Regions from separate parts of the Homo sapiens genome. Here region 1 is linked to region 2. Evidence: read pairs that join two places in POLR2A ChIA-PET (ENCODE). Cell type or tissue: A673. All regions are shown on one strand. Links, peaks and the distances in the headings refer to the core of each region. The heading gives the core; the rest is flanking DNA.

The links. ChIA-PET counts read pairs that join two places held together with the same protein. Peaks named below come from ENCODE experiments on the same cell type or tissue, not always from the same donor. Only the 100,000 strongest peaks of a DNase experiment are listed, where the experiment ranks them.
Region 1: POLR2A ChIA-PET joins it to region 2 with 8 read pairs; 3 of 35 experiments call an interaction of 5 or more read pairs at or near these places.

The regions. Positions count from the first base shown.
Region 1 is chr11:116,793,483-116,801,142 of GRCh38, reverse strand. No RefSeq gene overlaps it. Among named protein-coding and RNA genes, the nearest start is that of APOA5, 5.4 kb to the right of the region's middle. In A673, for the core only: no CTCF peak of the experiment used is centred there; no DNase peak of the experiment used is centred there.
Region 2 is chr11:117,296,938-117,304,597 of GRCh38, reverse strand. BACE1 (beta-secretase 1) reads left to right here. Exons shown (of 9, transcript NM_012104.6): 2 at 7,637-7,660. Among named protein-coding and RNA genes, the nearest start is that of BACE1, 15 kb to the left of the region's middle. RefSeq lists enhancers at 3,846-4,407, 4,408-4,969. In A673, for the core only: no CTCF peak of the experiment used is centred there; a DNase peak (open chromatin) is centred at 3,627; H3K27ac peaks cover 243 bases.

The sequences.
Region 1 (7,660 bases), core at 2,872-5,371, 500 kb after region 2:
CCCAAGTGACTGGGTTGCCGAGAGCCGAGATCACAGCACTGTACTCCAGCCACCCTGGGTGACAGAGTGAGACTCTGCCAAAAAAAAAAAAAAAAAAAAAAAAATACTTACTGTTCAGAAGGAGAAGTCATAATGTTGCTTTAAAGAACAGGTCACAAAAGAAAGACTCTAGAAGATCTTCTCACTTGGTGCATATCAAGTGTCTATTTGAGACCCATACACTTGCTTAATCCATGTGTTTAAGGCAAAAGTGCTGCTGCTGAGCAGTAAGGAATAAGGTACCTGCTAACCTTTACCAATCTACATTTTAAAATCCTTCTTACTACACATCCAGAATGAGTCAGCAATTCTTGTGTATTAAAAAACAAAAACACAAAACAAAATAGAGGGGCAACTCTCTTAAAAATGCAGCTATCCGCAAACACTGTGATACAAAACGACAGTCAAGGAAAGGGCAGCACAAACAAGTTCACCTGGAAGGAATCTGTTCAAAGTCTCTGGATTTAAGAACAAGTTCCCTAAAAGCTCTTACTTACAGAAGAAATCGGATAATAAATGTAGCTGGAATGATGGAATTCTTTAAGTTTTCATTTTGTTTTGGGCAACTCTGTGGCCCAGGCTGGAGTGCAGTGGCTTGATCACGGCTCACTGCAGCCTCAACCTCCCAGGCTCTGGTGATCCTCCCACCTCAGCCTCCTGAGTGGCTGGGACTACAAGCATGTGTGCCACCATGCTAGGCTAATTTTTGTATTTTATTTTTAGTTTTTTTTTTTTTTTTTTTTTTTTTTTTGTAGAGACAGGTTTTGCCATGTTGCCAAGGCTGGTCTCAAATTCCTGGGTTCAAGTGATCCTCTCATCTCAGCCTTCCAAAGAGCTGGGATTACAGGCATGAGCTACTGCACCTGGCCTAGAATTTTTTAAAAATCACTATCTGGCAACTCTCAGGATAATATTCGATTCAGGCAAGGATCATCAATGAATGCTAAAACCATTGGGTGAAAAATTGTTGCAGAATGGGATGCTCACATGGCTTCAAAGTATTGCTCCACAAATTACTTATCAATAACGTAAAAAACCAAACTTTACTAGCCATGGAGAAATCTGGTTGTTATCACTTTAACGGAGTGATCAAACTTAACATCACTAAATAGAGTGCAACCTCCAGCTAGGATACAGTAAGAATGGCCAGATATCACCTAGTATTTTTGCCAAAAATGTTTAACCTTAATCTAATCATGAGAAAGTAATCACTCAAATCCAGAATGTGGGACATTTTACAAGATGTCCTCCTTGCACTCTTCCAAAAAAAAATCAATGTCATGAAAACAAACAAATGGTGGGGTTGGGGAGAACGGTTCTAAATTTAAAAACTAAAGTGGGATAACAACCAGATGAGATGTGTTAGAGCTTGAATTTACAGAGAGAGAAAAACAACTATGAAAGCATTTTGGGGAAAATCTGAATATGTAGGATATGTTAGATGATATTAAGGAATTGTGTTAATTTTCAAAGGTATGATAATGTTTTTTTCTTTTGTAAAAGAGTCCTTATTTTTCACAATGTATGTTGAAGTATTCAGAGTGAAGTGTCATGTTGGCTATAATTATTTCAAATGGTTCCACACACAAAGCACATACCACATACACATATACATATACCTCCAACCAACTCAAAACATGTTCAACACTGAAACTATAAGATGCCACCAAACAGGGAAGCATGAGTGTGTGTTGCATCTACCCATTGTATCAATCCAGGTTCAGTCAGAAAAACAAAAGCCATTCCACGTATTTCAAGTATGAAAGGCTTTAAAACAAAAAATTAAAGGTTTATCCAACTCTTGGAAGGGCTGGAGGAGTGACCACCTTGGTTTGCAGTTCAGAAGGAGTGACTCTCAAACGCTCATTAGTAAGTGGCTACAAATGGGAAGCTCGCCTTATTATGCCTGCAATATCAATGCATGTGATTCCTGGGAAGGTCACCCAGAAGCTGCTTTAAACTCCAAGCCTGTCCATGCTTCTGTCTGCAACCGGCATTGAAACATAATGGCCTCTCCTCTTCCGTCTCACGCTGGCTGACTCTAACCTAGGCTCATATAGAGAAGGGATTCTAGAAAATGTATTAATAGTTCCAAGTGTCCCCTCTGCATCTCATAAAAGACCTTAGAAAGGGCACTGATAATGCTATTTGCAAAAAGACAATCCAGCGCAGTTGTATTTTACAGCACAGGCTCTTTAAGTTTGGGTTATCAGCAAAAAACCATTAGAGTATGAGAAATTCCTTTTTAAATTGTGGCAAAATATACATAACATAAAAATTACCATTGTAGCTATTGTACATTGTAGCTAAGTATATAGCCCAGTAGCACTAAATACATTTACACTGTTGTGCACCACTATCTAGCTCCAGAAACTTTTAATCTTCCCAAACAGAAACTTGTACCTATTAACCAATACCTTCTCCTTCCTCACTTCTCCTAGAAACCAGAATTATACTTTCTGTCTCTACAAATCTGACTATTCTGGATACCTCAGAATCACAGTATGTGTCGTTCTACGACTGGCTTGTTTCACTTAGCATCATGTCTTCAAGGGTCATCCACGTTATAGCATGTGTCAGATTTCCTTTTCTTTTCTTTTCTTTTTTTTTTTTTTTGAGACACAGTCTCGCTCTGTCACCCAGGCTGGAGGGCAGTAGCACAATCTCAGTTCACTGCAGCCTCTGCCTTCCAGGTTCAAGCAATTCTCGTGCCTCAGCCTCCCAAGTAGCTGGAATGACAGGCATGCACCACCACACCTGGCTAATTTTTGTATTTTTAGTAGAGACGGGGTTTTACCATATTGGCCAGGCTGGTCTTGCACTTCCGGCCTCAAGTGATCTGCCCGTCTCGGCCTCCCAAAGTGCTGGGATTACAGGCGTGAGCCACTATGCCTGGCCCCCGATTGTCATTATTTAAGGCTAAGTGATATTTTGTTGTCTGTATATACCACATTTTGTTTATTCATTCATCTGTCAATGGACATTTGGGTTGTTTCCACCCCCTGGTTATTGTGGATAATACTACTAGGAACACGAGCATACAAATATCTGCTCCAGTCCCTGCTTTTATCTTTTGGATATATGCCCAGAGGTGGAATTGCTGGGTCATAAGGTAATTCTAGATTAAATTTTTTGAGGGACTGCCGTATTGTTCTCCACCATAGCTGCACCATTTTACCTTTCCAGCAGCAGCGTACAAGCGGTCCAGCTTCTCCACATCTTCACCCACACTTGCTATTTTTGGCTTTTATTTTATTTTTTAAAATAACATTCTAATGGGTGTTAAGTGGTCAGAAATGGTTCTTTTAGGAGTAGAGATAGAGGCCAGGGGGATGGCTCACACCTGTAATCCCAGCACTTTGGGAGGCCTAGGTGGGCGGATCACTTGGGGTCAGGAGTTTGAGATCAGCCTGGCCAACATGGTGAAACTCCATCTCTATTAAAAATACAAAAATTCGCTGGGTGTGGTGGTGTGCACTCCCAGCTACTTGGGAGGCTGAGGGAAGAGAATCGCTTGAACCCGGGAGGCGGTAGTTGCAGTGAGCCGAGATCACACCACTGTATGGCCTGGTGACAGAGCAAGGCTCTGTCTCAAAAAAAAAAAAAAAAAAAAAAGAGTAGAGATAGAAAAGCATTGAAAACACAGCCTCAGCTCAGCTCAGTCTGCCATGGTGGGAAGCCATTAATTCTTCACTCTTGAAACCTTTTCGTCCTTGGTGTGGCAGAGGCTGCAAGTCTCCTCTGCAACTTTATTCTTCCCTTCTTTCTCAGTTATAAAATCCCTGATTTTAGAAATATCTTTATTGAGATATAATTCACATACCATAACATTCACTACAATTGAATGGTTTTTAGTATATTCACAGATTTGTACAACTATCACCACAAACTAAGTTTAGAACTTTTTTCATCATCCCACAAAGAAACCCCACACCCATTAGCAGTTATTCACTATTTCTCCCCAATCAACCTCCCCTCCCCTCAATAGCCCTAGGCAGCCACCAGTCTACTTTCTGTCTCTACCTATTTGTCTTTTCTGGACATTTTATACAAATGAGATTTTACAACATGTAGTCTTTTGTGACTGGCTTTTTTCCCCTAGCATAATGTTTTCCAGGTTCATCTGTGGTGTAGCAGGTATCAGTACTTCAACCCTTTTTATTGCCAAATAATATTCCACTATATGGATAGGTAACATTTTGTTTATCCATTCATCAATTGATGGACATTTGGGTTGTTTCCATTTTCTTGACTGTTATGAATAATGTTGCCATGAACATTAATGCACAAGTTTTTGTGCAGATGTGTATTTTCATGTGTCTTGGTTTTATACCTAGGAGTAGAATTGCTGAGTCATAGGAGAACTCCTCCATGTTTAACCATTAATGAACTGCCGAACTGTTTTCCAAAGAAATTGCACCATTGTACAATCCCACCAGCAATGTATGAGGGTAGAATCCCTGATTTTTAACTGATCATTGAGCTCAGGCCCATTCAAAACAAAGATGACATTTCCTAACCTTCCTTACAAGTAGTTCTGACCAGTGAGATGGGAGAAGAAGTTAGGTTTTGTCCTTAAAAGAAAGGAGAGTGGCTGGGTGCAGTGGCTCACGCCTGTAATCCCAGCACTTTGGGAGGCCGAGGTGGGCGGATCACCTGAGGCCGGGAGTTCAAGACTAGCCTGACCAACATGGAGAAACCTCGTCTCTACTAAAAATACAAAATTAGCTGGGCGTTGTGGCGCATGCCTGTAATCCCAGCTACTCAGGAGGCTGAGGCAGGAGAATCGCTTGAACCTGGGAGGTGGAGGTTGTGATGAGCCGAGATTGTGCCATCGCACTCTAGCCTGGGCAAGAAGAGCGAAACTCCATCTCAAAAAAAAAAAGAAAGAAAGGAGAGTACATTCTACACTCTCCTCTCCTCCACCCTGCCCCCTTTCCAGTGGCTGGATGTGGACATGGTGGTAAGCTATCTTAGATCATGTGGACAAGGGAAACACATAGGGATATTAGAACCTCCAGACAGAAGGAACTTAGGACCCTGGACAGCTTTGTGGAGCAGTGCTCCCATACCAGCGTGAAGTTTTGTATGGGAGAAAACATACATTTCCAGCTTTTGTAAGCCACTGTTATTTTGGGTCTCTCTCAGAGCAGCCAAATATATAATTTAACTAATATATTTTCTTTCTGTGATTCTTCTTTATTTTGATTATACTTCTACTTCTCTGCCCCTCTTTTAGGTGGGAGGTGCTGCTCCAAGCACTAACTCAGAATATAGACCCTCTCCCTCTTGTAATAGTGCCAGCTTGGAGTTCTTTGCTTCCACTGTAGGGGAAGGAAGGAAAAAATATGGAGAACTCACATCCACTCTTCATTGTCCTCAAACAGAAGTAACCCATTTTGTTCTGCTCACAGCCCATTGGCCAGAACTAACTGTATGGCCCCAATCTAATTGCAAAGGAGTCTGGGAAGTACAGCACAGCACATGGATCTTTGGAAAGCGTTAATTTTCTCTGCCAAAGGCTTCTTTTGTTGTTGTTGTTGTTTGAAATGGAGTCCCGCTCCGTCACCCGGGCTGGAGTGCAGTGGCCCTATCTCAGCTCACTGCAACCTCCACCTCCCAGGTTCAAGCACTCCTCCAGCCTTGGCCTCCCAAGTAGCTAGGATTACAGGCGTGTGCCATCATACCTGGCTATTTTTTTTGTATTTTTAGTAGAGACAGGGTTTTACCGTGTTGGCCAGGCTGGTCTCAAACTCTTGGCTTCAAGTGATCCGCCTGCTTCGGTCTCCCAAAGTGTTGGGATTACAGGCGTGAGCCACTGTACCCGGCCAATACTGGTGTTTTCTGACCTCAGCGTTTTTCTTTTCTCCTGCCATGTACTCTCCCTAGAGATTTCATCTACTCCCAAGTCTTCCACTGCTCCTATCTGCTGATGACTCCCAAAACTCAGTCTCCAGCCGAGACTTCTCTCCTGGGCTTGAGACATATGTATCCAACTGCCAGAACATCTCCAGTGGACAGCCTTTGGGCACAAGGCCACACTAGCTTGTGGGTACAAGTAATCACCCAAAGTCAATTTCAGTGGCTCTCCACTCCCACATTTTTTCAACCCCTGGAAATGTTCCCTTCCCAAATACTCTGAGTCTCTCTTCTCTTTTCATGACTGTGGTTTTGTGACTGGATGGTAGCTCCTGTTGCTTTTTTTCCTTTCAAATGAATTTTCTCTTAGGAGGCTTCTTAGCCATTAAGCAAATAGACCTCAACTGGGCTTGCCCTATGCCTATCTGAAACCCAGCTTAGGTTCGAGTTAGGACTCCTGTTAATCTGAGCTCTCACTTCCTGTCCCAACCTGCTTATTTTTTTTGGTGAAAGAAAATATCATCCCCCTAGTTGCTCAGAAACCTGGGAATCATTGGGATTTTTTCCTCTCCTTCACCTTCCTCATCCAATCAGTCACCAAGTGCTATCAACTCTGCTGCCTTAGTAGCCCTCAATATATACTTACCTATCAACCATCACTGCTATGCCATACTTCAGGCCTTCATTTCTCACTTGGATTATTAAAATATCCCTAAATAGTTCCTCTGCCTTCTCTCTGGCCACCCTCCTGAGTGATCTCTCCATCATGTACCTTTCAGTGACTGCTTGCACAAGCCCCTTTGTGACTTGGTCATAGTCTGCTCTCTTGAACCACCAGAGCCAAGCACCTGGGTTCTGATTCTGGTTGCAACTCTTACTGCGTGATGATGGACAGGCCACTTGATCTCCTCAAACCTCAGTTCCTAAATCAAATGAATGATTGAATTCAGTCACTTAACTTTGTATGTAGTAGGTAGGCACTGTGCAAAACATACTAGTGGATATAGAGATGAATAAGAAAAAGCCCCTGCACTCAAAGAGCTCTCGGATTCATCAACAAATTATTGTGCAGTTAGATAGTAAGTGCTATAATCCAGGAATATACAGTGTTGTGTGAATAATGTGGAATCAGTTTATCTCCAGAGCAGAAAAAGGTGAAGGCCGAAGAAGGCATTCAGAGTGATACTGGAGCTGTGTAGCAGGGGCTACTACTGTTCCCTCAAATCCTTTCTTCTCTTCTTCCTGAGTAATAGAGTCCTTTTTCAGCTAGGCATACAGCCATCCAAAATAAAAACTATATTTCCCAGCCTCCTTTTCAGCTAAGTGTAGCCATGTGACTAAGTTGTGGCCAATGGGATGTCAGTACAAGTGGTAATGGCAATATCTGGGATGTGTCTTTAAAAGGAAGGAACATGTCCTTCTCCTTTTCCTCCTTCCTGTTCCCTGGGAGGTGAACTTGGTAGCTGGAGGTGAAGCAGCTGGAACTTGGATATGAGCGTCTTGTTGATGATAATAGTGCAACAAGATAAAAGCAGCCCGAGCTGGCCTACATTTACATGAGAAGGAAATAAGACTCCATTTTGTTTAAGCTATTCTCTTGCATATATATATACACATATATATCAGCTAAGTGTAGCCATGTGACTAACTTGTGGCCAATGGGATGTCAGTATGAGTGGTAAGAGCAGTATCTTGTATATATATATGTGTATATATACACACACACATATATATACATATATGTATGCAAGAATATAAAATA
Region 2 (7,660 bases), core at 2,294-4,793:
TGAGAGATCATCGTGCTTTCGGGAAACTTCACAAGAAGCCTGGTGAGGAAAGGGAACTGGCAAGAGATGTTCACGGGGTTGACCTATGGTTGGTGCCTTCAGGGTCAAGGACCCCAGGATTTAATTCAGATAGTTTGTGTCAGTTATCTGATGCTGGGTAACAGACTACTCCAAAATTTAGTGGCCCAAACAAGAATCATTTTTTCAGGATTCCGTGTGTTGGCTTGTAATTTTTCTACAGATCTTACCTGGGCTCACCCATGTGGCTGCATTCAGCTGGTACGTCAGCTGGGGGCTGGACTAACCCAGGCCTGTTGGGCCTCTGGTTCTGTGAAGTCTTTCATTTGGAAGGAGGCAAGACTGAGCTACTTCACACAGAATCTGAGGACAGCGTTCCAAGAGGGCAATTCCCAATGCACAAGTGCTTATCAAGCCTCTCCTTGCATCATTTGCTGATATCCTGTTGCCCACAGCCAGTCACATGGCTAAGCCCAGAATCACTGTCAGAGGGGATCCCACAAGGGCATGTATGGGGGGCAGGGTGGTTCATTAGTATAACAATCTATCACATACTTCCTCTCCAAATGGGAGAGACGGGAAGGTCAAGGAGATGAAAGACCACACTTAAGGCTTGGTCAGAACCAACGGATTCTTGTCCTAGCTTTGTGGCATGTGTAAGATGGGTGAAGTTGCTTACTCACTCTAGGTCTCACTTTCCTTCTCTGTAAAATGGAAGGCTTCTAAATCTCAACTTTAGCTGAAAGCCTTGTTATGCAAGAATATAGGCGTCTTCCCTCTTTAGCCATGAGGCCCACACAGAAGAAAATAGACTTCCTATTGAATAGGAAGAAGAATTGGAGCTAGAGCCCCCACTCCAGAGGCTTTTGCAAAAGTGCTATGACCTTGGGGTAGTACCAATAAAGGGTGTGGATTCTTAATAATGAGAGATGGTTCAGAATTGGAAAGAGTCTCCATCTCTCCAGGCCACTAAACAGATGCCCCTTGAAGGCGTTTTTCATCCAGAAGAATCTGAGCTATCGCTGTCTGCTGGTGAGAGCTGAGGCCAAGAAAGGTGGGATTTGGGGAACAAAGAGCTTACCCTAAGCTTGCCAGCTCCATACCTGCCTCATCACCCAAGATCTACTGCTGAGAACTGCAGGGGAACATGCAGAGTGAAACCTGGGCAGGTGTGCCTTTCCCTGTGGGGCTTGTTAGCACTTCCCATGAAGCTGCCTTCCCTCTGAGGCCCCCAGGGACACGTTTGTTTGTTAAATGATTGACATTGACCTAGTTCTGACCCCAGGCTGCAGCTCCCTGGGCATCTGTCTCCTGGGTCTGCCTGACCCCAGGGGACAAAGACGATGACTCCCGGATCACAGGCTGCGTAAATACAGGCAGGTGTCATGCCAGGGGCCAGGTGAGAGGAAGGCAGGTCTAAGCTAGAGCCACACCTATAACCTAAAACACCCATGGTTTGGGAGCCACTGAGAGATCCCTCCATCCCCCACCACCCAAAAAACAGGGTAGATTAGCTCTTTCACCTTTTCTTTCCTTCAACCATTCATTCATTCAAGAAACATTATTGCTAGGCACCGTGATACCTTAGTAGAACACTAAAGACATTTTAATAGTTTTAAATTCGATATGAGGGGAGGTGAGATTCAGTGTATAATTACAGAGTGACAAGTTCTATGGAAGATTTTATTTTATTTTGAGACAAGGTATCACTCTGTCACCCAGGCTGGAGTGCAATGGCACGATCTCAGCTCACTGCAACCTCCGCCTTCTGGGTTCAAGTGATTCTCGTGCTTCAGCCTCCCAAGTAGCTGGGATTACAGGTGTGCGCCACCATGCCTGGCTCATTTTTTCGTGTTTTTAATAGAGACAGAGTTTCACCATGTTGGCCAGGCTGGTCTTGAACTCTTGACTTCAAATGATCTGCCCGCCTTGGCCTCCCAAATTGTTGGGATTACAGGCGTGAGCCACCGCGCCTGGCCTGGAAGCATTTAAGTAAGAAAATATAACCTGGTCTCTCTCCCTAAGGAAGTCCCTTGAGCTCAGATGGCAGGATGTGTAGGGGATAAGTAGATAAACCTGCAAGTGGAGAGGAGGATGGTCCAGGCAGAGTGAAGCTGATACAACAGCCTTTGCGAGAGGGACCATGGCTGGTGTGGGGAACTGAGATATCTGAGGTCAGTGTGGCTGGCAGCAGAGCTTTATGGGTTTTTTGGTTGGTTTTGTTTTGTTTTGTTTTGTTTTGTTTTTGAGACAGAATCTTGCTCTGTTGCCCAGACGGGAGTGCAGTGGCGCCATCTCATCTCACTGCAATCTCCACCTTCCAGGTTCAAACGATTCTCCTGCCTCAGCCTTCCGAGTCGCTGGGATTACAGGTGCCTGCCACCACACCCAGCTAATTTTTGTATTTTTGTAGAGATGGGGTTTCACCATGTTGCCCAGGCTGGTCTGGAACTCCTGACCTCAGGTGATCCAACCACCTCAGCCTCCCAAAGTGCTGGGATTACAGGCGTGAGCCACCGCACCCGGCCAGCTTTACGTTTTTAATAGCAAAGGAAAACTGTTTACATAGGAGGGTTAACAGTCAAATTTGCACTTTGAAAAGATCACTCTGGCTGCAGTGCACAAAACAGATTGGACAGGTCAAGAGAAGATGTGCCAAAAGCAGCTGGGAAACTACTGTGATATTCCAGGGTGAGCTGATGATAGCTTGGCCTAGGGACAGCAAAAGAAATAAGGAATGAATACATTCAAGAGACTTGTAAGGAGCTTAATTGGACAGGACTTGTTGATGCACTGGATAGAGAGGTGAAGAAGAGGAAGGTGTTAGGATATGTCTGATACTGCTGACCTACAGAACAGATGGGTGATGCTGCCATCCACTAGTATAAGGAACACTGGAAGGCAGCCACCAGATGGAAAGGACTGCGTTGGGTCAGCTTGGGACATCCTGAATTTGACCTTTTTTTTTTTTTTGAGACGGTCTTGTTCTGTCACCCAGGCTGGAGTGCAGTGGCACAATCATGGTTCACTGCAACCTCAAACTCCTGGGCTCAAGCGATCCTTTCACCTCAGCCTCCTGAGTAGCAGGGACCACTGGTGCCCATCACCATGCCTGGCTAATTTTAAAAATTTTGTTTGTAGACATGGAGGTGTGTGGGAGGGGGTCTCACTATGTTGTCCAGGCTGGTCTCGAACTCCTGGCCTCAAGTGATCCTCTCGCCTTGGCCTCCCAAAGTGCTGGGATTACAGGTGTCAGCCCCTGCACCCAGCCCTTGAGGTATCTTTGAGGCACTTGGGTGCGTGCGTCGGGAGCTCAAAGGAGAGGAAAAAGCTGGAGTTAGGAGCTTAGACATCACCAGGATCTAGGTAGATGGCTTAGTGGGAGAGGGTCGTTAGAGAGGAAGAGGGCCAAAGCTCAAGCCTTGAGAAAGGAGCCTGCCAAGGAGACAGAGAACACAGGACCTGAGAAGATGAAGGCTGACTTGAAAAACACCTTCAGTGTTTGGTGACATGAAGTCACCGGTAACTGTAGTAAGGGCTGTTTTATAGTGGAGGAATGGAGGCGAAACCCAGTTTTAGAATGGGTTGAGGAATGCGTGGGAGGTGAAGAAATGGAGACAGCCTGGCTGAGCGCTTTGGTTGTGAAGGGAGAGGAGAGAGGGGACTGGAGGCGGATGTGAGATTAAGGAAGTTTTTTGTTTTGTTTTTGTTTTAATGAAGAGATGAGCATCTGTAAATGTCAACAGGAAGAATTCAGATTTGGTGGAGATGGGGCCAGGGTGGGGTGGCTGTATCTATGTGAGGGAAAAGGGCCAAGGAAGAGGTGGGTGCCTGGGAAGGGAGGAGGGACTTGACTCCCCAGCACAGGTGGCAGCTCATGAGGAGCCTGGAAGGGGCAGCCGCAGGCAGGTTGGTGTGGTTGGCTGTGGGAGATGAGGGCAGTCTCATCCCCTGGCCCAGTTCAGTGACCCGAGAGGGGAACCCAGCTGCTGGGGTTCGGCGGCTGCAGCCCCTCCACCGCTGCCTCTGCCCAGGCCGCCCTGAACTGCCCTGTTTCATAATGAGCAAGCAGTGCCTCAGCCTTGCCTCGGGCCCGTCCTGTTAAGAGCCCCCCCCATCCCCCCGCTTGGAATGGAGCAGGGGTGGGGAAAAGGCTGCCGGGACTGGCCAGGGCTCCCATTCGAAGCGCTGAAGGACAGGACCAGAATTACTTCTCTCGGGCGGGAGCACACCGCAGAGGGCAGACGGGTCGACATTTGCTCGGGAGAGAAGCCCAACTGTTTATTCTGGTTTTCTTTTGTGTGTGTGTGTAAGGTGGAGAGGGGAGGCAGAGAGCAGTGGGGACCTGAAATCGTAGTATTGGGGTGGGTGAGAGGGATGGGAGTGGAGGGGGACGTTCCTTCCTGGGCTCGGCCTGGCCCCCTTTGGGGTGGCAGGGGGAAAGGCTGGGGCTGGAAGGACAGCAAGAGCGCCCAGGGCCTCAGGGCTGGGGTGGGAGTACCCTGCAGAGAGCTCCCTCCTGCCTCGCAGGAGAGGAAGGGGGAGGCAGGGAGGGGCAGGGACAGCAGGAGCCCCCAGGTCAAAGCTCCACTCCAGTGTAAAGCAGTAGCCATATTTGCTTAGAACTTGCCGGATGTTCCCTCCCTTGCACAGGCCACAGAGACTTGTTGTGGAGGAGATCCTCTTTCTTTGGGGTCCAGTGATAGCAGGGAGCCCTGTAATATGAGGCCAGCCCCCCATGCTGGGAGCTGAGTCCTGAGAATGGGGAAGAGGGTTCGTGGGGAGAGGGTGGGTGAAGAAGCCTTCTTAATCATTAACCTGGTTGATTTCATCTGAACTGCTGAGCCTCCCAGCTCTATTGATTTTCTCTGAAAGCACAGCATCTGGAGCTGGTGGCTGCCCAGAGACCGGGGAGAGAGACCACGGGTAGAGGTAGGGGAAGAGGGGCAGGGAGGGGAATGGAAACCAGGCCAGGAGTGGGGGGCTGGGAAGGAGGGAGGAGACAAGGTCTGAGGGCCGGGAGATTGTCAGAGGAGTCTTTGGGGATGTGAGGAGGCCAGGAGGTCTAAGCAGGCACTGGGGGAGGGCACAGTCAGCACAGCCACAGAGGCACCACGGAGAGCAGGAAGGAGCCAGAGAGGATCTGGCAGAGAGGACGAAACTGAAGTCCAGAGAAGCACAGTGATCTGCTCAAGGTGACAGGGTCAGGGCCTGCACCAAAACTGAGGTCAGTTGATTTCACTGGACTGAGGAGAGAAGATACAGAAATGAAGGCCCCTGGGGCAGAGGAGAACCTGAGGTGATGGAAAGTCGGCAAGAGGCGAGATGCAACTTACAAATTACCATTTTTCTGAGGGTGGGGCCTTTCCTTTTTTTGCCTGTGAGGATATAGTAGACTTTCAAAAAATGGCTCTGGTCTGACTGAAGGTGGGGTCAGGCCATCAAAGGAGGAAGAAAGGGCCAAGGAGAAGTGATGCTAGAGGCCGGGCATGGTAGCTCACGCCTCAGCACTTTGGGAGGCCGAGGCAGGTGGATCACCTGAGGTCAGGAGTTCGAGACCAGCCTGGCCAACGTGGTGAAACCTCGTCTCTACTAAAAATACAAAAATTAGCCCTGCGTGGTAGCGCACACTTGTAATCCCAGCTACTCAGGAGACTGAGACAGGAGAATCACTTGAACCCAGGAGGCGGAGATGGCAGTGAGCCGAGATCGCGCCATTGCACTCCAGCCTGGGTAACAAGAGCGAAACTCCATCTCAAAAAAAAGAAGTGATGCTAGAAAGAGCTGGACAGAAGGGAACACCAAGACACCTGTCCATCTTCACTTAGCCAAATCCAGGGCCCTGACAAGATGGGTTTTCACCAGGACATTTTATGGGGCTCCTGGCTCCCCACTATTTCTGACAGTAGGATTCCTAGGTCTGTGTCACCTGTGAGACAGAAGGGGAGCCACATTCTGGTGGCAGGGACAGAACCACACGCATGGACACTGATGTGCCATCCTGGTCCCCACAGGTCCCCTGACCAGTACAGCTCCTAGAATAGGTCTTCTCTGAGCTGGAGGGGATAAGCCAGACTGCTTCCTGGGAGAATTGAAAAGGAGCAGGGGGCCCTGAAGACAGAATCAGTCAGGTACACAGTGAGCAGGGGTGATGTGACGGTAGAGAGACATGGGAACAGAGACAGCACACACACCACATAGCTCTGAGATGACGCACAAAATGTTATGACTCCATAGACTGAAGCAGACACAGCGTTTCTTTTCTTTTCTTTTTTTTTTTGAGACGGAGTGTTGCTCTCGTCCAGGCCGGAGTGCAGTGGTGTAATTTCGGCTCACTGCAACCTCCGCCTCCTGGGTTCAAGTGATTCTCCTGCCTCAGCCTCCCAAGTAGCTGGGATTATAGGCGTGCGTCACCACACCCGGCTAATCTTTGTATTTTTAGTAGAGATGGGATTTTACTACATTCACCAGGCTGGTCTTGAACTCCTGACCTCAAGTGATCCACCCGCCTTAGCCTCTCAAAGTGTTGGGATTACAGTTGTGAGCCACTGTGCTGGCCTCAGACACAGCATTTCTAAGGCCATGTTGAGGGTGCCAAAGGAAACCAAGATATTTTACCCCAGAATATACTACTTTGACGTATTTTGAGTCGGCTGTCAGAGGGCCAGCACACAGAAGTGGCCCTGCAAATCTGGCTTTTGAGGGAGATTTGCATCTGCAGAGAATCTGCATTGATGCAACCTGGCTTTCTCTGAGGCCCTCCCTGGTCCAAATCTAGGAAAGATTAACTGAAAGTCTGACATGTTTAAAGGTCTGAAAGACACATACATCACCTGTTTTCTCTGAGGGGTGTTACCTATGAGGTTTCATTCATATAAAAAGACCACTTTTACTGGCCTGGCCTCCGTTTATCCCTCCCATAACTATTTTTGCCAAAGTCCAAGTCCCTTTTTTTTTTGTTGTTGAGACAGGGTCTCTGTCGCCCAGGCTGGAGTGCAGTGGCATGGTCTCAGTTCACTGCAACCTCCACCTCCCAGGGTCAAGTGAGTCTCATGCCTCAGCCTCCTGAGTAGCTGGGACTACAGGCATGTGCCACCATGTCCAGCTAATTTTTGTATTTTTAGTAGAGACAGAGTTTCGTCCTGTTGGCCAGGCTGGTCTCAAACTCCTCACCTCAGGTGATCCACCTGCCTCAGCCTCCCATAGTGCTGGGATTACAGGGGTAAGCCACTGCACCTTGCCCAAGCTCCCATTCTTTCTGTAACCTCAAGATGGTATAAAATCATCAACCATCTGGCTATCTCTTTGACTTCCTATATTTTTTTGACTCCCTTGCATATTAGTTCTTCTACTAATCTGCCTTTTTTCAGTTGGTTTTTCAGCAGACCTGCAGAGGGCACAGGGGAAGTGTTCCTTTGGCCCCTGCAGCACCACAGGACCCCAGGTCCTGTCTGTGGTCGTGGTGGTAACGGGTGCCAGCCTGGACCAGTCCTGCATCGTGGAGCTTCACTCTGGACATTCTAAGGGGCAGACTGTGGCTGGGGCGTGAGGGATAATAAAGGTGGTGTGACCGAAGCCTCCTGTCTATACTGTCTTTTCTCTCCCCTTTCTCTGACAGCTCAACATCCTGGTGGATACAGGC